2 separate regions of the Mus musculus genome follow, and region 2 is linked to region 1. A link is a loop called in an ENCODE intact Hi-C map of the cell type or tissue named here. Cell type or tissue: heart. All regions are shown on one strand. Links, peaks and the distances in the headings refer to the core of each region. The heading gives the core; the rest is flanking DNA.

Region 1 (5,384 bases), core at 385-5,384:
GGTATCTTGCCAGTTCTGATTAGCTATTTACAAGTGCTAGGTCTATGGGACTCTTTTACCCACATATGTCTTGGATTTGATGACCTTTATTGAGCTCCCTGAGAGAAGAAATTTCAATGGTGAAGAATTACTTTTGTGAATGTAAGAAAGAATCATCTGTAAGCTGGAGCTTACAGGTCTCCTAATATCCTGTTTAAGTTCAATGTCTCTTAGGTATATTCACTATAAAAATAATCACTTATGTTGACGAGCACTCAAGTGTCCCATTATTCCATGGTAAGGAGACAGATGCTAAGTCAATGTACATTGTGCTAAAAATAAATAAAACTATAGCACATCTCTTGAGAGAATATAAAGAAAACTTTGATGTTCCCAGTACACAGCAAAACAAACAAACAAACAAACAAACAAACAAACAAACAAACCAAACACAAGACTCTATCTAACCCAAAGAACAGTAGCTGCTAGATCAAGTACCACAGTAGCATCTTTTTTTCAATAAGTTAAACAGTAAAAAAGCCTTTAAAACGTTGTACAAGTTTCCCATGGGTAAAGTTGTTTTCTTTTGCATTTCATTTCTATTTAGCATGAGCTGAGAAAAAAATTCTATTTCAGACACTTTAGGAGGACATGAGGAATTAATGCTGGGTTAAAATGATACATGATGAAAATCCAGAAAAATAAAAGAGTACATAAATTTTCAGACAAATTAACAAAAGCATAAAATTTGTTTAGTACAATTTCTATGGCATATAAAACTAACAAACTGAGATTCAATGCAACATAGAAACCTTTTTTTTTTTTTTTTTTTTTTTTTAATAAGACAGTATGACTATACTAAGGAGGTATGATCTAATAGTTACAAACTGGGGCAATTTTAGCAATTCATATGTAGCTTCTTTTCCCTGTCCTTGCCTCTTCAGAGTCAGGGAGAGTTGTTTATTCCAGGCATAAAGAAGGCAATCTGAAGTGAGTATTTCAGGAGCTGCTGTGGGGGGCCAGAGGTGATTGGATTGATCTAGGTTTTGTTGTTTATTCAAATGCCAAGGTTGTATGCCCCGAATCCCTCAGTGGTAAACTTTTGTTTCCTTAATTGTATGGTAAAAAAAAGTGTCCTAGCTCACTTACCAATCCCTTTGCTTGAAAACCCACCAATCCCTGAGATAGCCTAAAACTCAAACTTGGAGTCCCACCAATCCCCACCCTGAAAAACTCCCAAAGAATCCCTGTGTAAAGCCTGTTTCTAGCTTAGTTCTTTGCTGCTTTTTCCCCAAGCAGATGCAGCCATCCTCCTGTATTTTTTCTAATAATCTTCTTGTGTGAGGTCTGTTGTATTGTGGGATTGTGTAATATTCTTTGGCTCCAGACTGCCAGGATACCTTTCTCCTCAGAGTTGCAACACTTGCATTGGGGAAACCTTTCTCCTCAGAGCTGTAACACTTGTATAAAGTTGTGTACCTTTTTTTTTTTTTTTTTTTTTTAGTGCTGACAACACTGCAATCTGAGTCACATTTTGAGAAAGTCTTATCATACTGGTTCTCCAAAAACACTTAAATTGTGATTCATAACAGTAGCAAAATTACGGTTACAAAGAAGCAACAACATAATTTTATGGTTGGGGGGGGTCACTAAGAAGGTTGCGAACCACAGTCTTAGTGTAACAAGTACAACATTCTTGTGTTCTTCAAGCATTCAGAATATTGTGACAAATTCTGCCAATCTATTAATCTTTTAAAATCCAATCTTCAATGAGGGCAATAAGAATAGGAAGAATATCTTATTCATCTTTGCACAATCTTACTTACTAACATATTACAGTGATCTTAAAAATAGTAGAATCAAAAGTGACTTATTCTAATGCCAAATTATCATATGGTAACTATTAACAAGTTTCTTACACAATCAACACCCCCTCCCCCCACGTTTTCTTAAATCTATATTTAGAAATGAGTGAATGAGTAACCATTTCTAAGTTACCAGAATGTATAGGAAATTTTGTCAGTCTACCACCTCAAGAATAAATTGAATCTCTCACAATTTCTATGGGCTTCCTTTAAATATATCTAATTAAAAACAGTACAACACTGAATCAGCATACAATATACATGATGTATTGAATGTACAATTTATTTACATATGCATTTGGTTGAAGGGTATACTGGGAGTATACAGGAGATCTAGTCCAGAGCAAACGCAAGAACAGGAGAGGTGATGGGGCAGGTTCAGGGTAAAAACAGTATGCTATGGGCACACTGTAAATGCCCTGTCAAAGTAGGAAAGTCAGCTTTGGAGTTGCATCAGTCTTCAATGAAATCAACAAGAGGATTTTGCTAGTTTTATTTTTTGACAGTCAAGGTCAGAATAATCCTGAACCGTCAGGCCTGTGGACTTGTGAGTGATCTTCCTTTCTCCTGCTTTCTCCTGCTACTAAGCAGACCAGTTGGCCCAGTTCATTGTCCAGGTCAGGGCAGCGTACCCACCAGTTAGTTTTTCCCGCCGAAGCGGGTTTCCGCCCCGTCCCTTTGCAGACTGCGCATGTGCGGCGGCCATTCCTGTGCGCCATGGACGAAGCAGAAGCAAGCCTGTTGCGCCATTTCCCGCTGCTACTTCCTCAGAACCGGGAGAAAACTGTGTATGAGGGATTCATTTCGGCTCAGGTACCCTGAGGGGTCGTTCTGTCGCGCGAGAGCCTGTCACTCGTGGCAAAGCCTGACCGCGGCGTCTCCGGCTGCCTGGCTGGGAGAGTGTAGCAGAGCCTGGAGAAGTAGCGCCGATACTCTGCGCATGCGCGGTCGCTAGGTGGCGACGCCGCGCGACACAGGGTGGGCGGGGCGGCTCGCCGGTGCCTGGCTGGTGGTGGAAGAGGGAGGTGCAGTTCTGTAGGTCTTAACCAGAGTTCATCACGGCGGTGTGTTACTACACTTACGATTTTGATTTATAGAGCACTCAGGGTCCACTATTAAGCCGAACCTACACAAACAGAAAAATCCAAACCCCATTATTTTATAGTTGAAATCAGATCCTGGGAAATCTAGAGAGACTACCTTGACTATGATGGTGTCAGTTACCTCTGAAACTCTTACTGTTTAGAAAATCTCACCCCAGCGGGCCCCCCCCCCCCCCCCCCCATGGTACAACAAATTACCTTAATTTAAGATTTTGACTATGGACTTTTCCTCTGAATATTAAACTCAGCTACGTGTAACTTGCCCTTTAATGACAGGAGTCATTAATTTCCACGTGTGTTGAAGCAACAACCTCTAGAATGCTGAGCAGATACCAGATTTTCTAAATAGTAACACTTGTCCCTAAACATTCCTGGGAGTTAAGAAAATTCTCTGTGATAAATATACACACAGGAAGCATGGACTTCCTTAGGGATTTTCAAACCATGTGAACCTTTAAAGAATGGCTAAAATTTATTATAGATGGAAATGAGTTAGCCACCTTTTGCTTAACTGTTGAAATATCCAGTTAAAATGTTTTTCACATTTACAGAAACATTCAGAAACGTGAGAGAGAGAGAGAGAGAGAGAGAGAGAGAGAGAGAGAGAGAGAATGAATTTGTGCGCATGCATGTGCACATCTGTTCTGGGAATTGAACCTGCAGCCATTCACATGCCAGGCAAGTGTTGCACAGGACAGGCAGAAACAAGTGTTTCACATCACTTGTCTGTATCTCCAATAGCACTTTAGAAAACAATTATAGCCATAAGATTAGACCGGAAATACGTTAGCCTTCGATGTAGGTAATTTCTAATTTTTTATTCCTTAAGCATGCCTTTGAGTCTTAAGCACTGTCTAAAAGCTATCCAGCACAACTGATTTTATCCTGAGTGTGATTGTGGTTGGTCCTGTGCACACACTTACCTTACCCTTTGAGATTAAATCATAGATACGTTTCTTGCTGTTTTATCTCTAAATAATTTAGCACTCATTTCATAAAACAAGGGTCCACTCAAACCTAACCTCAGTACAGTTACTACAACTGCTATGCGGTGTAAAATTTCATGGAGTATTTAATTATCTTATCTCTTCTTTTGGAGCAGTTCTTAGTCTGTGTTTTTATTAACTTGAATTTTATTTTTAAGAGTTAAGCTTATTAGGTTTGATATTTTCTCACCATTGAATTCTGGGAATGTGTTTGGGCAGGGGCATCCCAGAAACTGTCCTGTGTTCCCTTCAAGGCACATGAAGTCAACTACTCCCAGTGTTGATATTAATAATGCCAGTTACTAGGTTAGTGTGGCTTCTGCCAGATCTTCTTTTGAAATTAACGAGTACTTTTCGGTGAGGTTCTTTGGGCCATTACACATTCACTTATATACTGCATATTCATTCATTCATTCATTCATTCATTCATTTTAGTTCCATTTTTCCCATTTATTTATTTATTTATTTATTTCTTCACTTACTTTACATCCTGATTACTCTCCCCATCCCCCCCATAGCCCCCCCCCCTCCTCTTCTCCTCTGAGGAGGGGAGCTGCTCCCTTCTGCCCAGGAACCAGCCCACCCGGCACCTACCTGAAGCCATTGCAGGACTAGACACATTGTCTCCCACTGACATCAGACAAGGCAACTCAGTTAAGGGAACAGGATCCACAGGCTGGCAGCAGAGTCAGGGGCAGGACTCTTTCCAGTTGTTGAGGGACTCATGTGAAGACCAAGCTGCACTTTTCTTAAACATGTGTGTATGGAGGCCTAGATCCAGCCCATGTATGCCCTTTGGTTGGTGGTTCAGTCTCTTGGAGCCCCCCAAGGGTCCAGGTTGGTTGAACCTTTTGGTTTTCTTGTGGAGACCTGAGTCTCTGTACCTCCAAGTCCCACAATCCTTCCTCCAACTCTTTCACAAGACTCCCAAGTTCCATCTGATATTTGGCTGTGGGTCTCTGCATTGGTTTTGTATATTTCAGATTTTCAATACTAGATTCTTGGCTTAAATAGCTAAATAGTAATTATTGGTGTCAAATCTCTCAAGGCTTTTCTAACACTATCATACCTATCTGTGAATTGGTGCTTTGTTATACGGAACAGTTTTCCCATCTTACTTCTTTTTGATGTGTGATTGTATGTGTTGCTTCCTTTATTTTGCTTGCACACTTTCTGTTTCTATGCTTCTGAGGTGTTGCACTTCCCTCATCATGCTGCTTTAAGAGGATCTGGTAGATGCTTCGGTATTGTGTCTCATCACTGGATTTTGGAGCTTATATAATTTCTACATGAAGTTCTTTATTCTAACTTTTGTTTTTACTCTTTGGTAGAACTTATAGTTTAGTTGCACCACAATTACCATTGTTTATAAACATCACCTTTGGTACCTTGACAATCAGTTTTTACATGAAGGAATCATTTGTGAGCAGAGGAAAAGTATGTTTTCTATT
Region 2 (5,384 bases), core at 262-5,261, 210 kb after region 1:
GAAGTATATACTCCAAACCCAGTTGATTCTTTTCTAATCACCAATATTTTATTCATCAAACGTAGTCATTTTCGCCATCCCACCACAGCACTAAGATATTCCTAAATGGTCTCTTTAAATTCAGCATAATTTCTAAATATTTAGATGTAGTGTAGACGTACACCCACGCAAGGTCCCCTACCTATCATAAAGCACAGAGGGTAATCTGAATATCCACTTTGTCATTTTCCCAGGGAGAGCATAGCCAGTAAACTGCAGTCACACGAGAGAAGTTTGTTCACACCACATAAAAGATGCTTTCAGTCATTAACCTTAAGTCTAGGTAGAACCCTAGCGTTGCCTAGATAATAATTATTAGGAGTCAAAACGTAGAGAACAGAGCTACAGCACAGCAGGTAAAGGTGCTTTCTCCAGAAGTATGCCCACCTACCTGAGTTGGCATCCTAGAAACCACATAAAGGTGGGAGGATTGTCCCCTGACCACCACAGCTGCCCTGTGACATGTCCGACAGATATCATACATATAATATAGCAAATATTTTTTAAAAAGGATCACAAAATATTTATATTTATACAGCTGTTGTTTATAACATATAAAAATAAGTGGTTTCAGGAAAACAAGTTCTCAAAAAGAAAATTTGAATTCTGTCTGGCAGATTGTGCAATTATGCTCTGAAAAGACTTCTAAAACTTACTGGGGGAAAAAGAAGACAAACAGGGAACATGTTATGTCAGTTATGGTTTGAACCTAATGTTTAGTTAATGTACTAAACATTAACTATCTTCAAATTACTTTTTTAAAAAAAGAATCTATGAATTCTGTTATTTCAGTTAGCTCTTAAAATACCATTGTTACCATAGTTACAAAGATCACAGACGTAATTAGACTTGGCAATTTAGTCATACTTTACCTAAGTATATCAGTCCAAACCCTCCAGAGCCGATCATCTTGCCCAGTGCCCACCGGTTTCCTTCCATATCATCCAGAATTTTGCCTTCTGGGAGTGGAACCGGAAGCTTATATTTCTCTTTTCTTCTTGGTGCCATCACATCTATTGGCAGATGGATGAGATAAATAGTTAAAACTCTAGCATTGAAACTCATTTCTCCTAATGTCTTTCCCAGAATTAAGATTAGGATCCTGAAGTCAATTCCAACTGGATAAGCCATCCACAACATTCAAGTTAGAAATTCAGATACTTTGAAACCTAAGAGATACTGACATGTGTATGTATGTATGTATGTATATATATATGTAATAATATATACATAATATATGCAATACTCTTGTAGAGGATGATCTGGGTTCAGTTCCCAGTGCCCACATGGCAGCTTATAACTCTCTGTAACTCGAGCTCTGGGGCCTGATATATTTGACCTCTTCAACTGGCACCTGTATACACACACACAAAATTAAAAATTAAAAATAAATTTCTTAAAAATTAAAAATATCTACTGTGTTTCATTTAAATCAATACTTCAAAATTTCATGTAGGAGTTTATTAATATTTAGCAACACTATAGAATGTAATTAATTATCATTGTATAGAAATTAGCAAATGAGTAACGCGATTAATATATAATTAATAAATATTAGAAAAAATGCTTGAAATTAGATGTGAAAGTAACCATGGTCTTCTTAGTATTTCTAGACTAAAACAAAAACAAAAACAAATAAACAAAACCATGGTAAAGCAACTTTGGAATTACTTCATATAGTTTACAATCCACCTGAAAGGGGAGTCAGGGCAGGAACTCAAAGCAGCAATTGCAGGCAGGTACTGAAGCCACCATGGCAGACCCCCCTGCTCAATAGCTTGTCCTGCTCCGAACTGGATCAACCAGCTTGGCTTTCTTAAACAAACCAGGCCCAAGGGTGGCACTGCTGGCCTGGGCCCTCCCCCATCTATCACTCCAACAGATCCGCATCTGCCCCTGAGTAAATCTAATGGAGGTATTTTGCCACTTGAATTAAATTTCTGTGGCCTTCTTCTGGAATGTGGGATTCCTGTTATCTGTAGAGCTGTAATCTCTAAGGCAAAGCTGTTCTCACATTGATGGGAGTGGGTAAGAGGGAGGGTCAGAAAACCAGAGAGCCTGAACTAGTCAGTGTCCTGATAGGACAGGTTAGCTTGTCATGGAAATCCTTGCTCGTGGAAGTCATTCGCAGGTGTTTTGCTTGGTGGTGGTAAGACACTACCAAAGGTCAGATGCGACCTTTGAATTTAAAGCTGTACCCTTCCCCAGCCACTAACAGCCTCACATTAATCTCAACATTCAACATTTGTCCCTCTTCCCAGATGGCCCTGCATGGAGACAAGTTGATAACAACAGCAAAATCTAACCAGGACAAATGCTTTCGTGAAAATTATTCAAAAATACTGACAGGGTACAAAACGTTTCTCTTAAGCTACCCATCTATGCTTAAGTAGTTTTCCCTCCTTCGCTTACTGAACCCAGTGCCTCCGAGGCGGCTGAAACTCCACTCCAGTGGGCTGAACAGAGCCCGGAGGAGAGCGGGAAATCTAAACCAGGAACAACTGGGCCACCGAATTGAAGGAGGTTGTGATTCACCGGGTTCCCTCAACAGGGCGGTATGTTGGACACACGCGCCAAAGTTGCTGGCTAAAGTTGGCAAGTCTTCCTAGAACAACTTCTAAGCGGGGCAGCTAAAAGTTTGGGGACTCGGTGCTTCCGGGGTGACGCTCGCCCGGTTCAAACGCTCCCTCCCGGCCTTGAGCGGCGACCCCGTCCCGGGGATGGCAGTCCGGAGCTGTGCAGAAGCGCCGGCCGGTTTCCGGGATGAGTCGGTACCGGGTGCGGGGGCTGAAGCTGGGCCTGCAGCGGGCCGGGACAACGCCGCGGCCGCCCGCCGGGCACTGAGCGTCGGAGCCGGGGTGGAGGGAAGACTGACCTGCCGCCGGAGTCCCCACAGCGCTGGTCTCCTAAGGCCTCGCAGCCAGGTGGGCCTCTCCGGGCTCCTCCCAGGGGCCGGGCGAGCCTGTGGGCCGCCTCCCGGCAGCCAGCCCTGGGAGCCCCAGAGTCTGGCGGAGGCCGCCCAGTGGCAGAGGCCGCCCAGTGGCAGAGGCTGCAGCGGTGGAGGGGCGGTACCGAGAGAGAGGGTTAGAGTTTCCAAGCACCGGACCCTGCCAAGGCCTGTCTGAAGAGCCTGCAGATTAACCTGGGGGTAGTAAACTGGGCCAGCGCTTACAGAAGAACTGAACCCTTCCTGTACCAGTTCTGAGTACCAACCCCTTTCAAATTGCTCAGATCCTTACCAACAGCTCGCCCAGCCTCTAGGCATACCCAGACAGCCTTGTAACTGGGAGGGCCTGTATCTATCTGGGTGTGTCACTTGCAAGTGACTGCCCTAGGCCTAGTTCTGTCATTTAATACTTGGATAATGTTTAAAACGAAAGTTACTACATTTCTACGTTCCCATCTGTAAAATGGAAAACATAAGTTATTGAGTTTTAAGGTTACTATGACAGCTGAGAGAAATATGTTAAGTATATAGAAATTCTTTAAGGATACACAACTTACATTTTAGAGCAAACAAACAAATCTTTATAAAAAAGACTGTTCAAACAGCACTTTAGTTTCTTACCTAAAAACACTCAATAATTGTCCAGATGCAAATACTGAAAGAAAAACAGCCATTTTCTCTGCGAAGGCTAAAGTTATGTTTTAAGTTTTAGTTACTATACTTTAAGAGACCTATAAAACAGCCTGTCAGTGGTGGCACAAGCCTTTAATCCCAGCACTTGGGAGGCAGAGGCAGGTGGATTTCTGAGTTCGAGGCCAGCCTGAGTTCCAGGACAGCCAGGCTACACAGAGAAACCCTGTCTCGAAAAAAAAAAAAAAAAAAAAAAAAAAAAAAAGGAGAGAGAGACCTATAAAACAAACAAACAAACAAACAAACAAATCTCTAATTTGTAAGTCCCACTTGCTCAAGGTAACTTCTAGGAATGCTGGAGGCTGTTGTTCAAGAAAGATAACAAGCTTGCCCAAACTGCACAAGATCTGCTTAGTCACATGTAGGTGGGAAGTAAATGGGCAGGAAGAATGTTTGCCCTTGATTCCACAAAGGCAGAAAGTGCATACCCTTGTGGGATTTGCCTTCATAAGCCCCTGACAAATGCAATATGGTGCCATACTCTGGAATTCCTGGTGTAGACTTGGCCTGTGTCCATCATTCCTGGCCAGTATTTAATAAAGCTTGATTCAAGAGTGACTCAAATATCATGGTAGTAGCTTTATTCTTGCCTGATGGTATTAATTCTATTTGCTAAATTTGGTGTAATAAGGAAATAGGATTTTACCAAACTCCAAAAATGGTAAACAGCATGAGACTATTTCTTAAAAGAACGGCATGATTTGGGTATAAAAACATTTTTAAAATGAATTTTGTAGACAGGGGTGTAGCTTTATCGGTAGTGTCCCTCTGACCTGTAGGAAGCCCTCAATAAAATCCCCAGCATCACAGTCAGCTATTGAATGGATCCCAGGGTCCCCAATGGAGGAGCTAGAGAAAGCACCCAAGGAGCTAAAGGGAACTGCAACCCTATAGGTGGAACAACATTATGAACTAACCAGTACCCCGGAGCTCTTGTCTCTAGCTGCATATGTATCAAAAGATGGCCTAGTTGGCCATCACTGGAAAGAGAGGCCCATTGGACTTGCAAACTTTATATGCCCCAGTACAGGGGAATGCCAGGGCCAAAAAGGGGGAGTGGGTGGGTAGGGGAGTGGGGGGTGGGTATGGGGGACTTTTGGGATAGCATTGGAAATGTAAATGAGGAAAATACCTAATAAAAAATTTTTAAAAAATCCCCAGCATATAAAACAGCTCCATAGCACAGGCCTATGACCCAAAAACTTTTGAGGTGGAACACAAGGAAAGAGCTGAAGGTTATGGTCATCTTTCCTACATAGGAAGTTACTGTGTACAGAGAGTAAGGTGGATATGACAGGAACAGAGACAAGTGAGTCACTGAAGCTCATTGACCTACCACCCTTGATTTAGAGATGATACTCAGGTTCAGTGAGAGATCCTGTCTCAAATACACACACACACACACACACACACACACACACAGAGAGAGAGAGAGAGAGAGAGAGAGAGAGAGAGAGAACTAGAAAGATATCCAGTGTTGGAAAGGATGCAGAGGAAATGGAGTTTCATTCTACTGCTTATCCAGACAATTTGTCAGGCTCTGACTTAGCATATCCCATCTTGTCCATAGGAAACATATTCTAAGATTCCCAGGGAATATCTGAAACTCTAGATAGAACCAAACCTTACATATTCTGTAATACGTTTCTTTTTTAAGGTAAGGTCATCCTTGAGGCAAAATAACTTTTATTTTATCTGTAAAGAATTT

What was found. Peaks named below come from ENCODE experiments on the same cell type or tissue, not always from the same donor. Only the 100,000 strongest peaks of a DNase experiment are listed, where the experiment ranks them.
Region 2: a loop joins it to region 1, with 3 times the contacts of the local background. A loop is called at or near these places in 11 of 42 quality-filtered maps.

Annotation. Positions count from the first base shown.
Region 1 is chr11:26,384,654-26,390,037 of GRCm38, forward strand. It overlaps Fancl (Fanconi anemia, complementation group L), which reads left to right and starts at 2,431. Exons shown (of 14, transcript NM_025923.3): 1 at 2,431-2,657. The coding sequence starts at 2,562. It also overlaps the pseudogene Gm18324. In heart, for the core only: a CTCF peak has its summit at 2,848; a DNase peak (open chromatin) is centred at 2,788; H3K4me3 peaks cover 1,489 bases; H3K27ac peaks cover 924 bases.
Region 2 is chr11:26,590,676-26,596,059 of GRCm38, forward strand. It overlaps Vrk2 (vaccinia related kinase 2), which reads right to left and starts at 3,245. Exons shown (of 13, transcript NM_027260.3): 1 at 2,915-3,245; 2 at 912-1,052. The coding sequence starts at 1,047. In heart, for the core only: a CTCF peak has its summit at 3,074; a DNase peak (open chromatin) is centred at 3,026; H3K4me3 peaks cover 1,789 bases; H3K27ac peaks cover 1,242 bases.